Regions from separate parts of the Homo sapiens genome. Here regions 1, 2 and 3 are each linked to region 4. The links are chromatin contacts, found by Hi-C or POLR2A ChIA-PET in ENCODE. All regions are on one chromosome and are shown on one strand. Each heading gives the region's core, a stretch centred on a gene start or an enhancer-like site at or near the end of the contact. The rest is flanking DNA. Distances are from core to core; before and after follow the strand shown. Region 1 has its middle 56 kb from the start of LINC03053. Region 2 overlaps LOC105373180 (a long non-coding RNA gene). Region 3 has its middle 70 kb from the start of MIR3937. Region 4 has its middle 19 kb from the start of MIR1587.

The links. Hi-C counts contacts between places; a loop is a spot of excess contacts on that map. ChIA-PET counts read pairs that join two places held with the same protein, here RNA polymerase II (POLR2A). Pooled maps may share reads with other maps.
Region 1: a loop to region 4 is called in a pooled map, with 2.7 times the contacts of the local background. The contact joins two enhancer-like sites. A Hi-C loop is called at or near these places in 6 of 50 pooled maps. POLR2A ChIA-PET finds 5 or more read pairs at or near these places in 5 of 52 experiments (A673, CD4-positive, alpha-beta T cell, activated CD4-positive, alpha-beta T cell and 2 more).
Region 2: a map of naive thymus-derived CD4-positive, alpha-beta T cell shows a loop between it and region 4 (2.2-fold over the local background). The contact joins two enhancer-like sites. A Hi-C loop is called at or near these places in 1 of 168 maps with a recorded cell type or tissue (naive thymus-derived CD4-positive, alpha-beta T cell), 17 of 37 single-sample maps with no recorded cell type and 11 of 50 pooled maps. POLR2A ChIA-PET finds 5 or more read pairs at or near these places in 6 of 52 experiments (A673, activated CD4-positive, alpha-beta T cell, activated CD4-positive, alpha-beta memory T cell and 3 more).
Region 3: a loop to region 4 is called in a map of CD4-positive, alpha-beta T cell, with 2.6 times the contacts of the local background. The contact joins two enhancer-like sites. A Hi-C loop is called at or near these places in 3 of 168 maps with a recorded cell type or tissue (CD4-positive, alpha-beta T cell, K562 and naive thymus-derived CD4-positive, alpha-beta T cell), 4 of 37 single-sample maps with no recorded cell type and 11 of 50 pooled maps. POLR2A ChIA-PET finds 5 or more read pairs at or near these places in 2 of 52 experiments (AG04450 and activated CD4-positive, alpha-beta T cell).

What each region holds. Positions count from the first base shown.
Region 1 is chrX:39,951,174-39,956,322 of GRCh38, forward strand. No RefSeq gene overlaps it. Among named protein-coding and RNA genes, the nearest start is that of LINC03053, 56 kb to the right of the region's middle. RefSeq lists a silencer at 2,757-2,985. Within about 2 kb of position 2,863, at least 4 of the 41 ENCODE cell types and tissues checked have a DNase peak (open chromatin) inside an H3K27ac peak, as active enhancers do.
Region 2 is chrX:39,934,029-39,938,622 of GRCh38, forward strand. LOC105373180 (a long non-coding RNA gene) reads left to right here. Exons shown (of 5, transcript XR_949028.3): 2 at 2,566-2,651; 3 at 3,281-3,414; 4 at 3,822-3,840; 5 at 4,039-4,594. Among named protein-coding and RNA genes, the nearest start is that of LINC03053, 73 kb to the right of the region's middle. RefSeq lists an enhancer at 2,931-3,160. Within about 2 kb of position 2,988, at least 3 of the 41 ENCODE cell types and tissues checked have a DNase peak (open chromatin) inside an H3K27ac peak, as active enhancers do.
Region 3 is chrX:39,728,688-39,733,356 of GRCh38, forward strand. No RefSeq gene overlaps it. Among named protein-coding and RNA genes, the nearest start is that of MIR3937, 70 kb to the left of the region's middle. RefSeq lists an enhancer at 2,068-2,362. Within about 2 kb of position 3,189, at least 4 of the 41 ENCODE cell types and tissues checked have a DNase peak (open chromatin) inside an H3K27ac peak, as active enhancers do.
Region 4 is chrX:39,853,696-39,858,764 of GRCh38, forward strand. No RefSeq gene overlaps it. Among named protein-coding and RNA genes, the nearest start is that of MIR1587, 19 kb to the left of the region's middle. RefSeq lists enhancers at 1,663-1,782, 2,053-2,132, 4,234-4,734. Within about 2 kb of position 2,161, at least 10 of the 41 ENCODE cell types and tissues checked have a DNase peak (open chromatin) inside an H3K27ac peak, as active enhancers do.

The DNA of each region.
Region 1 (5,149 bases), core at 1,613-4,112, 98 kb after region 4:
GTCTTCACCATGTGGGGTTCCCCATAGGCCGCTTGAGTACCCTCACCACATGGCCGCTGGCTTCCCTCCTGAGAGGAAGAGTATCAAAAAACATATGGATGTATCTTTCAAAGCACCACAGTGTCTAGTGCAGGGCAGAGTTGTCCACCAGCTGTTTCCCCCTTTCCTCACACCTGTCCAGCTGGGCTCCCCCACCCTTCTCTCCCCTTGCATGGGACATATTATCAAGGACAGCAAGTTTCAGAAGCAGAACGTGGCTTTTCTCAAAAGCAACCATATAGGTCATGCAGAAGAAATGGGCAGAGCAGAGTAGCCTTGGGATGTGGGCAGAGTTCAGGGATGAGGGAGCCTGAGCTGTTATTACTACTATGCCTCTAAGGGCCCAGGGCGTGTTGTGACAGCATTTTCTGCACTGCCCATCTGGGCATCCTCTGTACTCCCACAGTGGTGCCCTCACAGGAGTGAGGCTGTTACACAAGCCCAGTGGCTATGGTGGGCCCTGCCAGGGGCTGGGCTCAAACTGAACGGTTTCCATTGCCAAAGGAAGTTCCCACAGGGATGTCAGCTCAAAATGGGAGAGCACGGTTCTGGGGGTTCTCAAGGGTAGGCACCTGGGCAGAATACTGGGCCAGTAGGCCCACACCATTCTCTCTTCCTGCACTTCTGGAAAAGAGATGGCCATGAGAATGTCAGCCTCCAGTCAATCAGACTTGGCCAATTCCCACTTCGGCCACAGCATATGCCCATCTGAGCAAAAGCTGACAGATCAAGTATTTCCACATATCCTACAATTGAACCAAAATAATTACTAGCTCTCATGGAGCCTTTTCTAGGGGCCAGGGGCCAGACACTCCAGTGCATCTTCTTATTTTAATCCTCACAAACACTCTCTAAGAAAGGAGCTGGTACCAGCCCCATTTTACAGAGGAAGAAACTGAGGCTCACAAAGGTGGAGTAACTCACCCCAAGTCACACAGTTAGTAAGCAGCAGAGCCAGGCCTTCAACCCCAGCCGTGTTCCTTGCACTAAAGCACTTCTATGTTATACTGCATTTAGCATATTATTTAGGGCAAGGTTGGTTTCTTTCTTTCTTTCTTTCTTTCTTTTTTTTTGAGATGGAGTCTCGCTCTATGGCCCAGGCTGGAGTGCAATGGTGCAATCTCGGCTCACTGCAACCTCCACCTCCCAGGTTCAAGCGATTCTCCTGCCTCAGCCTCCTGAACAGCTGGGACTAGGGGCACCTGCCACCGTGCCCAGCTAATTTTTGTATTTTTAGTAGAGACAGGGTTTCACCATATTGGCCAGGCTGGTCTCGAACTCCTGACCTTGTGATTCGCCTGCCTCGGCCTCCCAAAGTGCTGGGATTACAGGTGTGAGCAACAGCAACCAGCCTGGGGCAGGGTTTCTTAATCTTTGTCACCAAAAGGCGTTAACAGCCTTCTAAGGGTGTCAAGGTAGAGTCCAAAGTGGCACCTCAGCAGGCTGGGCACGTCTTGATGTACCATGTTTGGCATCGCTGTTCATGTCCATCTACATTCTATTCCATCAGAGGGCCCTGTGCTTGTTTGAATAGAAGAGCGACATTGACAATCACTTCAAATCCAATACAATTGATCCTCCAGGAAGCGCTGCCACCTTTACCCTGTAGTTTCAAGTGCCCTAACATCCCTGAAGAGACTGCAGAGTACAGGGACCCAGTCTAAAATCACAGAAGGCTGCCCCTACAGTCCTGTCCATTGCTGTTACGCTTCCTTCTCTGTTGTCACCCTTATCCCTGGGGGATTCCCAGCAGCTCTAAACTGAGGCAAGAAAGAGGGAGTGAGGGTTGGGGTGGGAGAACCACTCCTCTCACCTTGCTGCTTCATTCACAGCTCCCTCCTCCTCTTCCACCACCCCCACCCCCACAACCCCACTGCAGCCCAGAACAGAACTTGGCACATTCTAAAACTGAGTGGTTGCAGCTGCCACAGACGCCTGAGAGGAAGGGGTTAAAAACATCTTTCATCTCTCAGCAGTGCCTTTATATAGTCCATGTGTGACTCTGAATGGTTATGGCTTTATATATAGTGTGCTCTGTGTGGAGACAGAAAACACTGTAGTTAAGGGAACAAAGGCGGTTCTAGTCTAATGACCTGCTCTTATTTGTGGGGACCTCATCTCTAAAGGGCGGCCTTCAGGTGACATCTGCCATGTTGAGTGTATGCCTGAAGAATCACACCAATAAACACTGGAGATGCAAATACAAGAGAGGTAAGAACGTGCACAAATAAACTAAGGCCACTCATCCTGTTTATTGTTTCTAGAAAAAAGAAAGCACACGTTTCCCTTTGGATGTTTTCACACATAGCCAAACCTTAAAATGTCAACTTCTGCAAGGTATTTGACCTAAAAATAGTAAAATTTCTGTGTCATTTAAAAAGCCATTTAAAATGACAGACTTAAGCCTGATTTTTCAAACATACATCTGGAATGACAAACCGAAGTTGCATTATTTAGGGGCAGAGTCTTTGAAAGCAGCTGCTAGGCCTTCATTTTACTAAAATCTGCCTGTTCCTGTGGTTTCTCGTAGGTGACATCTGCTTGGATTTTTTGGACGACAGGTCTCTTCTTTGTCCCTTGGTGATTAAGAGAAACAGGAAAGAAAGAAGGAATAGCTCGGGGGAGGTGGAAGGAGCTGGCAGTAACATGATGGGAAACCACGCACCTTTGCATCTTAGATGATAGCCAGCCTCTGCTCCCTCTGGGGCACTAAAGGGCTCAGACCTACATTTACACACTGCTGCACTCAAAAGGAGCAAAGCCAGGAGTTCCAATCGAACCAACCTCGCTTGGCCAGAGAACGTCACATGCACCCTGGCAGGCAGGCAGGCAGGCCGCCAGAAGCTCGCGGTTTGTTTAGACAGCACAGGTCACTCCTGTCCACACCCAAGGCTGACGCGGCTTTATAAACACTGAGCACAGAGTGCGGTCTGTGCAGCAGCCCCATCAGAGACCTGCACTGCACCGGGGCAGGGCACTGAGGACAGGTTCAGTTGTGAGTTCAGAGGGAGCCACATTTCTTCACCCACTGGAAGAACTCAGCTTAAAACAAAGTGTGCCAGGAAAGGGCCCATTGGGGTCCCCTTAGCAGCCCCCACAAAGCCCTGGGAGCGCTGGACTGGGAAGCACGAGATGAAGGTTCAAATCTTACCACAGCTCGTAACTGGTTGTGTGACGTGGAGCAGGTCACTTGGAGCACACCTTTCTGAGCCTTCCTTTTCCAAATACAGAGCTTAGACTACTGGCTCCAAAAGTCTTATCGTTCTGGTGGATCATCAATTCACATTTATTCAATGTATGAATGAACAAATGAAGGAAGGAAGGAACTGAACCACCGAACAAATGAACAGCCTGAAATAGGGGTTCCCAGCCCAAGCCACCTCTGCCTTCCACCCAGCTCCGCACCGCACCCTTCACACCCTCTGCAACTCCCTGAAGGGAAAAGGAAAGCATTTGAAAAAGGCTTCCTACAAACGTGAATTCACAGTCACATTTTAAAAGCTCCAGCGCCAAAGCATCTCCCCAACCCCCCACTGCTTCGACCATTTACCTAAGGAGAAGCTCACCACCAGTTTCTCCGACTCCCTCATTCTGCCCTCAGCTTCCTGCGCTGGAGCCCCTGGGAATTCCGGCCCATAAGCTGCAGCCCCAAACCTTAGTGAAGAAACAAACGGGCTGCCCTCTCTCTCCTTGCACTTCACCAGTGGGTTCGTTTCAACGCCTGTGGGTGTATTTCAATGAGAACAACATGAAAACATGGGCGGATTCTTTTCTGTCTAAAAGAAAAAACCTGGACCAATAAGCTGAAGTAATAACAAAGCAGAATGTGGACATCTGCTCCCCGCCCTGAGCGACTCCCCACCTCGCATTTCCTGGGGCCTTGTCACACCCCCCAAGGCATGGATTGCCAAAGTCAAAATTAATTCCCCTACATTGACTGGGCATTGCAACCTGCTGATGTGTTGCTTGCGACTTATTTGTTCATTCATTAAACTAAAATGCAGTGAGCCCTTTCTAGGTGCAAGGCGCTGTGGAGGCTTCATTTTGAACAAGCCTTTTAGGAAGCCTGCGGTCTAATGGGAAGCCGAGACAAGCCCATTAATAACTGTGATACAGGAAGAAACGAGGCGAGGCATCAACCCAGGAAGTGCTGGGAAAGAATAAAAAGAACGTTTGTTTGTGTGGAGGTGGGGCTGGAAGTGCTGGTCAGGAAGGCTTCATGAAGGTGGTGGCGTTTCACCTGGGCAGTACAAGTCTGGGCAAGATTGCAACAAGCCTGACTGGAAGGAAAAGCACTCTGGGTACAGGATGCTGAGTGAGGAAAGGTCCAGAGGTGGGCAGATGCCAGAAGCAGGGTCCCAGCATCATCCACCTTTAGTGAGAACACGCAGAGGCAATGGCAGACAAGCCTAGCAAAGCGAACAGAAATAGTTCCCAGAGCAAGCAGAAAGTCAGGCTGAGGAGTCTGGAGTTTATTTGGTGGATAGAGGGGAACTACAGAAGGCTTCTTGGCCAGGGAGTATCTGTCGTTTGTCTCTTCTGAGATCCATTTCCTTCCCTTCTCTTGCTCTGCTTGGTGCAACAGGAAACTACATTTCCCAGGTTCCTTTGCAAGTGGCCTCTATTATGGTTCAGCCAATGGGGTACACTGGTGGGAGCCAGAGGGCAGGAAGAGGGAGAAATCAGGGTATTTCTCCCCATTCCCTTTGCCTTGGGCAGCATCTCTAGCATCATTTGCTTCTCCTGCATCTTCTGTGTGGTTCCAGCTCCCGTCAGTTGACTCCAGCTCCCACGTCCCCTTAGTGCTTCCTTTCCCCTTTGTCCTTCCAGCCCTAAGGGATGCTAGCTGCCATAGCTAACCTCTGGGTTATAGGGGACCTCGCTGTCCCCTATTTGGCTTTTCAGCTTCTCAAGCATCTGTGAAGCCAGTTTCCAGGATTCTATTCCTTATATTTTAATACCTGGAGTGGTTTCTCTTCTCTTGGCTAGACTCCCACTAATCCAGGGTAATTGGATACAATTTGGTTCCAGCAGGCTCATGCTGGCTGCAGAGGGCCCCATCTGACAGTTTTTGGGGTCTCCCAGGGGAAGGGTGAGCAATGCCTGAAGC
Region 2 (4,594 bases), core at 1,738-4,237, 81 kb after region 4:
GCTATGAGACTTCAGGACTCAGAACCTCACTTTCTTCATCTGTAAAATGTGAAGGGTACTAAATCTTCTTCCTAATGCTGGTTATAAAGATGACATCATATAACAAGTCTGCCCGGCACATGGCGGGGGCTTAGTGATGATAATAGCTTAGTCTAAGATAATATCTCAGTAAATGTTTATTGAACGAATAAATTCCTCCCATGAGGTTGAGGTGGGTTAAAATGCAAATACCTGGCCTGGCACAGTGGCCCCCACCTGTAATCCCAGCACTTTAGGAGGCCGAGGCGGGAGGATCACTTGAGGTCAGGGGTTCGAGACCAGCCTGGGCAACATGGCAAAACGCTGTCTCTACTAAAAACACAAAAAATTAGCTGAATGTGGTGGTGCATGCCTGTAGGCCCAGCTACTTGGGAGGCTGAGGTGGGAGGATCCCTTGAACCCAGGAGGTGGAGGTTGTAGTGAGCCAAGATCGGGCCACTGCACTCCAGCCTGGGTAACAGAGTGAGACCCTGTCTCAAAAAAAAAGCAAATACTCCCGACACTAACACTTTCAGATCCTGTTGCCGGTTAAGAATAAGTTTATCAGATAAGTTCTCCTCCCAGCCCCTGTGGCTGCCTGAGACCACCTTGCACCTGAAGAAAGACGGTGGGCAAACAAGGAAGAGCAAGGAGGAAGTACTTGCCAAGGATGGGAGACAAAGCACCCAGGAAGAGTCACAGCAGCTACATCCCTGAGCACTTGTCATGTGGCTGGCATTGAGCCCAGCTCTATTAAAAAAAAAAAATGACAGCCAGGCATGGTGGCTCACGCCTGTAATCCCGGCACTTTGGGAGGCCAAGGCAGTTGGATCATTTGAGGTCAGGAGTTTGAGACCAACCTGTTCAACATGGTGAGATCCCGTTTCTACTAAAATACAAAAATTAGCTGGGTATGGTAGCAGACACCTGTAATCTCAGCTACTTGGGAGGCTGAGGTGGGAGAATTGCTTGAACCCAGGAGATGGAGGTTGCAGTGAGCCAAGATTGCACCACTGCACTCCAGCCTGGGAGAGAGTGTGAGATTCCCTTTCAAAAAAAAAATAATTTAAAAAAAAACAAAATATGAGATGGTGTCTTGCTATGTTGCCCAGACTGGTCTCAAACTCCCGGGCTCAAGCAATCCTCCTGCCTTGGCCTCTCAAAGTCCTGGGATTACAGGGGCCCGGCCTCAGCTCTTACAAGTGCTATCCAGTTGAAGTCTCCCAGTAACCCTGGAAAGAATCTTTTATTGTCCTCATTTTCCAGACCAGGAGACTGGGGAGCCAGGAAGGAAAATAACTCACAAGATTATGAAGCCAAAATTTGAACCCAGTTCCATCTGACTCCAAAACTCATGCTGTCACCCAGCCTTGCCAGCCTGCCTGCTGGTGGGCCTCCTGGTGGCTCTGTGTAGCCCGGGCCTTGTACATGCCAGTCGCTTAGGTCTGTCACGCCCCAGAGTGTTGGTTTACTGAGAGCCAGGGAAATCTTCGTGCCAAAGGGGCCTGAAAACCTCTCAGTCACAGATGAAAAACAAATCTGCGTATGTCCATTCGGGGCTCGTGCGGCTGGTAGCGGCCAGGCCCTGGGGAGCGCCCCTTCTCTGAGCCATCACCAGGAGGCAGGCAGCCTCTTCCACGGCTCTTTCCCTCCCAGAAGCCTGGAGGCCACTGACTGTGAGGACATCACTAAGCTCTCCGAGAGGAATGGACTCAACTGCAGGGGGTTCAGTGACTCACCTCCAGCCAGGCCCTCCCAGGAAGAACCTGTGGCTGTACAACCCTCCACCCCCCAGTGCCATCTTGCCAAGGTTTTGCCCGGCGTCGTCGACCTGGGGTGCAGAAAGCAGCCGGTGAATGGCAAAAAAGGGGCCTGCAGTCAGCAGGGCCTGCCTGTACCTCCCCACACACAGAGGACCTCGCTCGGGCCACCGGAGAGTGTGCTGGTACTGCCTGGAGGGGCCCAGGCAGCCAAGGAACAGCCTTCTTGGGCGGCCGTGCAGCCTGCCTGAGGGGCCAGGTCTCTCCAGCCTGCCAGAAGCCGGTGGCCCAGCACTGGCAGGAGACTCTCCTGACCTGCCCCAGCAAGCCCACAGGGGAAGGCTCAAGCTGTTAAAGTGGCACTAGCAGAAGGGAAGTAATGGGCACTGGGATTCTTGACAACATTTCCGTTCGGGCTGGTTCCGCGTTTCCCTCAAGCGAAGGTAATGCTGTTTCCAGCATCTGAGCTCCTAGAGGAGAGGGAAACATCCCTGCTCAGTGCCTGGCTGCAGAGGGAGGGGTAAGACACACAGGAGCCTGCTGGAGGGTGAGGGAGGGGAAAGGGGCAGGACAGCCACCTGTGCCCAGGAGAACCATCTGCCTGGTCACTCTTAGCCCAACAAATGGCCAAACAAAGATGAGCTTCTGAGTGACCCCGACAACTGAAAGCGGCCAAGGCTGAAGTCCACGGTGGGAAGCCAGAACTTTGACATCCACTAGCTTACAAGTCAACGTTGCATTCTCTCTCTCTCTCTCTCTCTCTCTCTCTCTCTCTCTCTCTCTGCAGTCAGGAACAGCACTGGAAGCCAACAGGCCAGATGGAGTTAGTCCTGAAGTCAAACTTTCAGAAAGAAAAATGTCTTAGTCTTCAAGGTGAGTGTGCCAGTTGCCTACCAGCAGATCAGTTGGTCATAGTGGACCCCAGACTGCACAGGCTTTGGAAACAGTCTGCTGTTTAGAGAGTAGTCTAGGTTCACTTTGGAGGGCTTCTGGAGACCTGCTTCCGTGTCCTCTTTGTCCCCCACCCCACCCCACCACCTCTGCCAGGCCTGCCCCTTAGCAAACTCAACCCTTAAGCATTGAAGCATACTAGGGCTCCTTGGTTCTTAAGGTAACTTGAGATCCCTCAGGTGTGGCATTTAAAAGCAAAGGTTCTAGATTTGGACAAATTTAGGTTTGAATCCCAGTTCTGCCTCCTACTAGCCGTGGACTTTGGGTAAGCTATTTGAGCTCTCTGGGTTTCACTTTCCTTATCTGAAAAATGAAACTAATAGTAATACTTATGCAGGGTGGCATTGTAAAGTTTAAAGAACAGAAGTGAAGTGTTCAGGGTTTAGCCCAGCACCCAGCACACAGTAGACACTCAACAAATGTTGGTACCTCCAGCACCCCAGAATTCTAGCCTGGGACAATCCAGGGCAGGCTGGCTGAAGCTCAAAGCAGCAAGACGGCCGCCAAAATGTAATCTACTCACTGGCTGATTCTCCAAAATACCCTCCCAGTCTATGCATCCTGGGCTCTGTCCCTAAGAGGAAGCCAGACCTTTCTGCTCACCAACTCGTCCCCCTGCACCTTCCTGATTGAAGCCACATTCCACGTCATGCCTGTACATCTTCCCCTCGCCCTTCAGACCCAGGTAGGGGCGCTCCCTGAGCCCCCAGCGGGGGGTGGGGCGGGCACCCATTGGCAGAGAGCAGAGACGCTGGGCTCCTGACCTCAGCACACATAGGTGATGCTCCAAGGGGGCTGCGCTCAGACACATCTTAAGGGGAAACCACAAGACTGAGCCATTGTGCTTATTGGCGCCATAAATCACCAACGGTTCCTATCTTGCTGCACCTCCCTGCCCCCGCTCCCTTCCAGCTAAGCTGTCCCAGGGCCCGCCCCCCCACCACCTCCCGACACCACCACCAGGGCCTGCATGACTCCCCAAGTCGGGGGCCAGAGCCACCCGCTCACTTACAAGCAGGATGAGTTCCGCGGAGTTTATTTGTTCTCCTTCTTTTTCAAAAATCTGAACTGCCTTTGTTCCTGAACAATAAGGAGTGTGCAGCTATGGAAGGTGAGGGGCCACGGGTGGATTGGGGTGGGGTGAGAACAAGGGCTTGGGGGGTCGAGGGCAGGCCTAGAGAGCTTGGATGCTCGGCAAGCCCAGGGCCAGCGCTCCCCTGAACTCTGGCCCCTGGCCAGCCCTCCTCAAAGCTGAGATGACTTCCTGGCTTCTGTATCCAGAACACATTCTCTATTACTCTGTCCACAGCCCTTTTTTCAAAATGGTCACAGGGTTCAACTCAGCCTAACTGGACACAGGCCTGGTCCCTGCAGCATCGAAGAAGCCAGGGGTAGCATCTTTGGCCAAGTCACCCACTGACCCCCACGGCCTGGCAACTTTTGTGCTTCCCACCTGCATGTCACCTCTGGGGGTCCCTTCCCTCCAAGAACGTTGCCATCAGGTGGTCTTTCTGATTTCCTCTGCTTCAGCAAAGGCCTTATTTTTTACTCAAGAGCCTGGCTTCCTGATCTGCACAAAAGAGACTCTCCAGATGTGTCCTGGAAAATCCCCCAAAAGTAGGGGGAAAGGTCCCAGTCAAAGCCAAAGCAAGGAAGAGGAAAAAGAGGAAGGAGGAAACTGTCATGGGATAAGATTTTGTCACATATCTGTAATTAAAGGTCCTCTTATATGTGCATACACAAACACACGCACGTATACGCATAACACGGTTAACAAATATTAAGATCTTAACAGTGGCCTTCTCTAGGAAAGATGGGATTATGGGTGACTTTGATTCGCCTCTATCCTAGCTCTCCTCTTACTA
Region 3 (4,669 bases), core at 1,939-4,438, 120 kb before region 4:
CCTCTTGATAGTGAATGAGTTCTTGCGAGATCTGGTTGTTTAAATACGTGTGGCACCTCTCCCCCAACATCTCTTGCTCCTATTCTGCCATGTGAGACGTCTGCTTCTGCTTTGCCTTCCACCATGAGTGAAAGCTTCCTGAGGCCTCACTAGAAGCCAAGCAAATGCTGGTGCTATGCTTCCTGTACAGCCTACAGAACTGTGAGCCAATCAAACCTCTTTTTATACAAATTACCCAGTCTCGGGTATTTCTTTATAGCAATGCAAGAATGGCCTAACACACTTCATATGTCTGGTGCTTGAGCTGAAATAATTCAAAGCCTGGAACAGTTGGCCAGTGCATCTACAGGTGGCCTCTTCATGTGGATTGGGCTTCCTCCCAGCATGGTAGCCACGAGTCAGACATCTTACATGGCAGCTTGGAGCTCCAAGCATGAATGTTACAGCAAACAAAGCAGAAATTGCATGGCCTTTTATGACCTAGTCTCAGAAGCCACACAGCATCACTCTTTCAGTAGTATTTTGGTTGAAGCAGTTACAACCCACCCCCACCCCCCACCCCGGATTCAAGGGGAAGGACCAGAGAACCTGCCTCTGGATGAGAAAAGTGTCAGAGAATTTCCTGCCATGTTTCAAAACCGTCAAGGGGCTGACTTCTGTACAGTACCCACTTTCACTGTCAGCCAGCCTTGAACACAATATTCTTTTATCAGTAGCAGTGACATTAGGGCAACACTGGGGATGGGGAGGAGAATGGGGAAGTGAAGGGCCATGAGCAAAACTTTGGTTTGTCTTTTTTCAGCATCTGATTCTACTCTCATTTCTTCGAGTCCATCATAGTCCCTCTTTTCCTACCCTCAAAGCCTGAGTGCAGGTGAGGTTAGCCCTTTACGCCACCCCAGGGCTTCTATCCTGAGAAGCAAAGTGCTAGAATAGAAAGCGATAGATAGATTGTCTCTGAGATTATGGCCTGGGTTCTTGGCACAGCAGGATTCTAGGGTGTTTGTTTTTCATTCCTGTCCCAAGAATGCACCTGATAACCTCCCTGGGCCTCTAAAAAAGCACCCATCATTTGTACAGGTCCTTCCAGGTGCTGAGATAGGAAAAAAGAGGGATCCCCAGTCAGGGCTGGAAGGGAAGCTACCTCCCCTCCTCTTGGGGAATTCAACCCTGTCCTTTTTATGATTGAGGGAACCAAAGCTTAGAGGGGCTGTGACTTGCCCAGGGTCACCAGTGTGTCAGCGGCTGAGTTGGAACTGTGCAGAATTCACCCTTCACCCTGGGGCATTTGCACCCTGGGGCACTTTCCACAGTCGACTGACTGCGGGGAGAAGTGGGAGGAGGTTACACTCAGGGCAAAGCCACTAAAGGCCAGCATTCGACCAGCTCAGCCAGCCTCCCTGGGCCTCTTGGCAGCTCTGGGCCTGCAGGGAGGGTCCTACCCACCCCAGCCAACCCTCAGAGGCCCCCCAGGCTGCCAAGGCCACGTCACCGCAGCCTGCGGTCTGCCCAGCTAATGGCAGCTGCTGCGAGGGGAGTGGAGCCGCAGTAATTACAGCATCAAGGAATCACAAATGGATCTGCAAAGATGACATTAGGAGCATTAGACCTGGCACGGCTGCCTCCGGAGAGGTCGCTGGGAGGAGGCTGGGGCTGGGGCCTGGGGATGGGAGACAGACGTGCCTCTGTCTCACCCCACCCCCTTCGTTCCCAACCGGGGCTGCGATGACAATGCCAGGATTCACAAGCCCCTCGCAGAAACCACATCGGCCGCCAGTCTCGTGTGTGTCAGCGAAGATAACAGATGTCTTTCACAGGGAAGTAATTGCTTGAAACACAACTGGACAACCCCCCAGGAGGTTGCATTACAGGAAGGAACCTTGCTTTTGGGGCCGAAGGTGGGGGGGTGGTGACCTGGTAGGCAGTCCCCTCCCCAATTCCCTTGATCCTTTGACATCCTAATGAGTTGTGCTGGCCTTGCCTCTTGCAGTCCGCAGCTCTGTGGAAGGTAATTATTATGTCAAGCCTGGTTGAGGGCGTTGGTGGTGGGGCGGGGCTTCCTGGGTGGAATTTGTGGCTGGAGGAATTCCCCAGAGGCTGGAAGGGGTTAGCAGAGGAAGAATTGGGGGAAGGGCCAGGCCTTGATCAGTTACCATCCTCCAAAGCCTGAGAAATGGGTCTGAAGCGGCAAGGCTGCCTTTGGCCAAAGCTAGCACCAGTAGGTGTCACTGTAGGAAAGGAGGGGCCCCCGGGGCTGTCTGCGGATGGGGCTGGTAAAAATAGAGCTCGCCTGTGTTCCCACTGCCAAGTCGCCAAGCCTGGTGATTTATAAGGCTGGGAGCAGACGTGTGTGTAAATGTTTTTGCGTGCGAGATGTGTAACCAACCGCGGGCTGGCTTTTTCAAACTTACGAGGAGAGAGTGAGGGAGGGAGAGAAGGGGAGCGAGAGAAGGCAGCCAGGGTGGGAAGCACATGGGCCACTTTTATGTAACACTCCTCTGATACACGCCGCAGTGGGGATTTATGCTCTCTTTGAAGTAAATTGCATCCCGGTGCACCATAGCATGAAAGTTAAGATTTACCATGGCTGGGACCTCCGAGACCCTGCTGGAAGCTAGAATAATTAGCACAGCATTTGGCTGCCTCTCCTCCTGCTCTGCGGGCGGTGACAGGAGTGGCACTAATAGATCTTCCAGGCCTGAGCCTCGTGTGTTTGTCATGGGGTCCATGGTGGCTGTGGGCAAGGAGGACCGTGATCAACTGGAGAAATGGAGGTGGGGGGAGGGACTGGGACTGACCTTATTGCAGGGGACAGTGGGACCTGCCCCACCAGGGAGGAGCTGGGTGACAAACCAGCTTGGCCCCACAGGGTTCAGGTGCCCCTCTGTCAGGGGTTGGGCCAGAGTGCGTGCTTCGGTAACCCAGGGAACTCATTTATAAAACAGATTCCAGTGCCAGACTCCCAGCTTGCTGCAGGTGGGAGTCCTGGGGCACTCCGCCAGTTTGGAGGTCCCCTGGATTATATCAACTCTCATATTTAATGTTTTTCAAAAGGCAGTGCCTAGGACTCCCATCCCTCCTGACTTTTCTCCCTCTTCTCCCCTCCTCTTCCTGCAGGCACCTTCCCTGTGTCATTTCTCAGAGGCCGTGCATTTTCATGCTGGAAAAGCTGAGACTTGAACTTGATCAACAAACCCCAGAGTCCCACAGGGAAAGTCCTAACAGCCGCCTGGTCACTCCAGTTCTGCCAAGAAACAGCTGCGTGGTCTTGGACAAGTCCCAGCCCTTCTCCAGGCTTCAGCTTCCACACTGTATCATGATGGGGTTGGATTTTTACAAGATCATCTTGAAGGCCTTCATTAACAGTCCGTGATATACTTGACTCTCCCCCTCCCCTGGACACCCTCATGGAGCTCTAAGGAATCAAAGCATAGAAGTAATGTCCCTCTGGGGTTCCAGGTGCTGCGGTAGTACACCAGTGTTGGGAAGAAGAGCTAGCAGCACCGCTCACTATGAAGATTCTAAGTGCCTACTCAGCAAGGGCTTTCCTGAGGTTGTAATAAGCTCCTGGATCAGTTAACTCTTCCGCAAGGCAGAGCAGCTTTCCAGACCCCACTTCATCATCACAATAAGTAAATGACAGCCTGGGCAACAAAGTGAGACCCCACCTCTACGAAATTAAAAAAAAAAATTAATTAGGCAGGCATGGTGGCATGTGCCTATAGTCCCACTTATTTGGGAAGCTGAAGTGAGAGGCTTGAGCCCAGGTTTTCAAGTCTGCAATGAGCTATGATCGTGCCACTGCACTCCAGCCTAGGCAACAGGGCAAGATCTTATCTCAAAAAAAGAAAGAAGGAAAGAAGGAAAGAAAAGAAAGAAAGAAAGAAGGAAAAGAAAGAAAGAAAGAAAGAAAGAAAGAAAGAAAGAAAGAAAGAAAGAAAGAGAGAAAGAGAGAAAGAGAAAGGGAAAGGAAAAGAAAACAAAAGACTCTCACAACATTCTTTTAAGGTTGCGAATAAAATTGTCCCCATCACACATCTGAGGAAACTGAGGCTTTGGCCCAAGTGAGTCAAAGGAGTGTGATGAAAATATAGATTTTGAAATCAAAATAAGTGCAAATCTCATCTCTGTGGCATGAGCTGAGTGAAATAGGATAAAGGGGAAATTCTCAAGGCCTCGGTTTTGCCATCTGAAAAATGGGCATTGAGTTGAGGGCTAAATGAGATAGTTCATGCAAAAAGGACTCACAAGGCTGTCTCCTTGTAGATGGGGTTAACGAACAGAAGTTCCCAGGCCACTGGCTGCAGGGTGCGTTTGTCTCCCAGGTCTTGCATGGTTCTTGGCAGGGATCAGGCCCAGTAAATATTTGCTGAACTGGATTACACCAATGCCACAACAGAGGCCTCACTGTCAAACCATGCTGGGGAAGTAGCAGATAAAGCTGTGAGGGCCACGGAAGGTTCTCAAAGGGATCAGGGCCAATAGCATAGAAAGAGGAAAAACTGAGTTTAAAAAGCTCATACTGCAGTCTGAAGCCCCATGGAGGCTGGGACCAGACTCAGAAGGGGACAAATGTTCTTGGGTAGATTCTGAAGGACAGATCCCCAAAATGTTCTGAGCAACCTTTCAGATCAGTTTCCCAAGCCTGGCAAATTGGGAAAAATCTGAT
Region 4 (5,069 bases), core at 911-3,410:
AGGGAGGGGAGGGGAGAGAATTCTTCTGGGATGGAAAAGGCAGGAAGTGAAATTCCTAACCCAGTGATAAATAGAATCCCAGCTGCACCAAGAACAGAGCAGTGGTAAAATCATTCAAACTCTGAATTCCTGACAGTGGAAAATAAACTCATCTTTGCTGGTGAATGGAAATTTAGGGAAGGCAACCGGGTGTGCTCTGGATTCCACAGCCCCATCCCTGGTAGAGGGCACAGAAGCATTGGAGGGTTGAGAAAGGGCAACTGGCAGCCTTTGGGCCAAGTTGCTTTAAGTCCAGAGAGGCTGAGAAAAGCAGCTCAATGCTGCAGAAGAGAAGGTGGAAGTTGGAAGTAAGAAAATGAAAGAGCCAGGTGGCCCATGGTGGAGAGGTGCCCAGAGCTGGCGACAGAACCCAAGGAACCCTGGTTCCTGGGGTGACCTTGAGAAAAGACCCGGCCAGTCTTAGACAAGGTGATGAAAGGAAGGAAGAAGGCTACTGAGCTGAAGAGAACAAAAATATTTCCCCAACCCCATCCCGCTGGACAGTGAAGCATCTTCAGGGCCCCTAGCCTGGGTGCCGGACAAAAGACTTGGAGGTACTGGAATATTGGGTCTGTGCCCCAGCCCTATCCGTGCCCAGTGTTGGGCACCCCCAGAGGCTAAGCTTGGCCAAAAGCTCCTCAGGCTTCCTCATCCCACTTGTTCATGGGATGGTTCCACCCATATGAAGAGTAAGGCCTGGGTGGTGCCTCTCCTCCTGACTCCAGCCTCCTTCCCCGGCCCCAGTCCCATCCATACAGGGGTGCTGGCCTGGCCCCCTCTGGTGGGAGGACAGATAAGCAAAGGGGTGGTGGGGACACTCTAGATGCTTCACCCACATCCCCTCGGGCTCCTTCCCCCACCCCATATAGCTTCCCCTCTCCTAATTCCCACAGCCTGTGCCTGGGACTCTTTGCAGGCCCGCCCGGGGCACATCCCCCTCAGAGCCAGAAGTACCCAGGAGTTTCAATCCCCACACTCACGGTAGCTCCTAGCTGGTGCAAGGGAGCATGCAGGTACAGTGCTCTTGCCTGGAGTCAGGACAGGCTCTGAGTTGACACTTGCCCTCCAGAGCTCCTCCTTTGGGAGGTCATGAGGTCATGAGGATGGAGCCCTCATGAAGGGGGTCAGTGCCCTTATAAAAAGCGACCCCAGAGAGCTCTCTCTCCCTGTCTCTGCCATGTGAGGGCACAAGGAAAAGTTGGCAATCTACAGCCCAGAAGAGGGCCCTCCCCCAAACCCGACCGTGCTGGTACCCTGATCTCGGCCTCTCAGCCTCCAGAACCATGAGAAGTACGTGTCTGTGGTTTATCAGCCCCCCCGCGTGTGGTACCGTGTTACAGCAGCCTGGATGGACTAAGACCCTTCTGCAGAGGGACTTTGTCTGAAACTGGCTTCCTCCCCTTCTTGGTCCTGCCCTTCCATACCCTTCCGTGTTTCTTGGGAGCACTTCCTTAATAAATTGCTTCCACACGAATCCGCGTCTCAGAAGCTGCTTCTGAGAAAACCGAAGTGATGGGGCCCCTGGGCTGCACAGTAATAACAGTTGTTACAGACGGCACCTCCTCCAACCCTCAGAACCAGACGGCCACAATGGTATTGACTGCATTGCACAGAGGAGGAAACGGAAACCCAGAGAGCAGAAGGGACTTGCCCAGGATGGTGGAGTTGGTGAGCAGAGCAGCCTACATTAAACCCAGCTCCAAAGCCAGCCCTGGGTCTTTGATGCCCCACAGAAAATACATGGGAGGAGCCCTGCAGCTCCTGAAAGGAGCTAACATCTCCCAAGCCCCACTTCCAGGGGCAATCTGGGGCCAGCCAGGTACTTAGATGGACAGATGACCAAGGAGAGACCACTCAAGCCCTCAGTTTGAGAATGCATTCCTCTGCGTTCACAGGCTTACCTGGAGCCAGTTCCCCAAAGCCCCACTGGACTTTTTAAGCCCCCAGAGGCCTTCAGACAGGAACCCACTGAGTCTTCAAACCCCCAATCTCCATGGGGTTAAAACAATCCCCAAAAGGCAGGACTTACTAGGAGTCGTTCAGAAACTGGCAAAAGCACCCTCTGAATAAATGTTCAGGGTTCCATCCGGAGACGCCCACGGTGACTGATGAGTCATCAGATAGCCAGCTGTCGCCACAGAGTGCTATATATAGAAGCTGGAGGGGTGCCTGGTACCTAAAGAAAGGGGAGGAGCACACACCTAGTAGGTGGGGTCTCAGCTGGGAGGCAGGCCTAGAGCACCTGGAAACTGCACCCTCAGCTCCCTCTGCCCCCCCAGCAAAACAGAATCTGGGTCAGCAATTCCCCGGCACAGAATGCCGCGTGAACTGGAAGCAAGCAGCAACAGGGCCGGACGTGGGCCATGCCAGTGCATTCATGATGATTACTGCTAATGATGGTAATGGGAGAATAATGGCTCAGTGAACTTCCCGCACATCACCTCGTCGTCTTCCCATCAGACATACACACTGAGGACGCGCTTGTATTGCTGCCATTTAGACAGCCGAAACAGAACTTCCAGACCTCAGGCTTGGTAGGCTGGGCCTGTGCTGTCCAGGACAGGGGCCACTAGCCACATGTTTCTACTGAACACTTGAAATGTGGCCCGGCCAAATTGAGATCCTCTGTCAGCATAGAATGCACACCAGACTTTGAAGATTTAGTTTCAAGAAAAGAATGTCAAATACCTTGTCAATAATTTTTTCCTGGTTTCATATTGAAATGATAATATTTTAGATACATCGGGTTGATCAAAATATATGATTAAGTCAATTTCACCTGTTCCTTTTTACCTTTTTAATGTGGCTTCTCGAACATTAAAATTATTAATACATATGTGGCTCACATTTGTGGCTTGCATTATATTTCTATTGGACAGTGCCGGGTTGCAGGCTGGAGGCCAGAACCTTCAGGAAATCCTGGCTATGCCCTCTCCTGACAAATAAAGCCTGCTTCCTGGTTCAAGGCTGAGAGAGGCCAGGGCTGCTCTCCAGACAATGCCAGTGGCCAGCTGCAGCTCCATGTACCGATCACAGAAGGTCCAGGTGACGCACAAAAGCCCCTGAGGGTCTGTGAACCCCAAACTTGTCCCTTATATCTTCTGAAAATGCACAGCTTTCCGGGGGAAAGATGATGAATTCTCCCTGGCCCTGTCTTCTGCCTTCCCCACTTAACCCCCAAGAGAGCTCCATGCTGTGTGATTGCATAATGAGGCCATGGAATAAGGCCACTTCACAAATGAAGCAGCTCTTTCCCTCACATATGCAAACAGCAGAGAGAGGCAAAGGAAAGTAGGGAGATGAGAAACAGAATGAGAAATGCAGACGAGACAGGCAATTCACACCAAGAGAGAGAAACTGTATCCCAGAGACAGACACACAATGTCACACACACTCTGCTCACTGACACCTGGGGGGAGGGGGAGAAGGGTGTGTGTGTGCACGTGTGTGGCGTGTTCATGTGCATGCATGCATGTGTGTGGAGCTAGAGAGCACTAGAGGCCGGGCACGGTGGCTCATGCCTGTAATCCCAGCACTTTGGGAGGCCGAGGTGGGCGGATCACCTGAGGTCAGGAGTTTGAGACCAGCCTGCCCAGCATGGTGAAACCCTGTCTCTACTAAAAATATGAAAATTAGCCAGGTATAGTGGCGTGTGCCTGTAATCCCAGCTACTCGGGAGGCTAAGGCAGGAGAATCGCTTGAACCCGTGAGGCAGAGGTTGCGGTGAACCGAGGTCACGCCACTGCACTCCAGCCTGGGCGACACAGTGAGACTCTTTCTCAAAAAAAAAAAAAAAAAAAACAAAAAAACAAGAGAGCACTAGAGAAAGGTTCTAGAACGAGGCAAATCGAACAGAACAGGGAAGAGATGAGCACAGGAGGCGAAAAGAAATGGAGGTTCGGGGAGTTGACAGCCTCCATTTTGTAGCAAGGCCTGCCCTTTCTTTCTATGTCAGTTTAAATTATTTACATCAGGACAATGGAAAGAATATAGATAGCAAAATAAAAAATGCGTCGGGGCCAGGCAGGCCCAGGATTCATGTGTGGTGGAAACAGAGTCCAGGGAGGAGGAAGGGCTGCCCGCCCTGCACCCAGGAGTGGGCTGGGCTTTGGGTGGCTGCAGTCAGGGCTGCTTTTCCAGTCACTCAGTACCTACATCAAGTCCAGAGTGTTGACAGAGCTGGAGCCAAACTGCACACCCCCAGGGGCAGACCTGGGACATTTAGGGAGCTGTGTGAGTCAGACAAGGCCTGGGGACACCCACAGACCACAACCCCTCTGGGGCCAGGCTGAGGGCTGCCTGGTGTTCGCCTGCTCCCAGAGAGGCTGACACTTTGTGCCAGCCTCCTGCCTATCCTGAGCTGACCCTTCACTGGCAAGTCCAGGGTCCCGTGGGTGACCATCAGTTAATCAAATCAAAGCAGCCTTCTGTGCTGCCAGGACAGGATGGGGAGAGGTTCTCCCTCCCCTTCCTAGGTAATTAGGAAGTGACTTCTGGAGGCCTGGGCCCACCTTGGTCACCTCACCTAAAGGAAGATTCTGTCACAGGGATGCAGGACGAATGTATCAGTCTCCTCAGGCTGCTGCAACAGAAGACCACAAGCTGAGTGGCTTAAACAACGGATATTTATGTTCTCACAGTTCTGATGGCTGGAAGTCCAAGATCAAGGTTTGGTTTCCCCTGAGGCCTCTCTCCTTGGCTTGCACACGGCCACCTTATTGCTGTGTCTTCACACGGTCTTTCCTCTATGCGTATACCCTGCCAGTGTCTCTCGTGGGTCCACATTTTCTTCTAGGGACACCAGTTGTATTGGATTAAGCCCACCCTAATGGCCTCATTTTAACTTAATCACCTCTTTAAAGGCCCTAACTCTAAATATAGCCACATTCTGAGGTCCTGGGAGTTAGGGCTTCCATAGATGAATGGGGTGTGGGGCACAGTTCAACCCATAGCAATGAAGTACCAAGAAAGACAAGGCCAGGTTCACACCAGGATGGGGAGAACAGTTCAGGGCCATGACCCTCTCAACG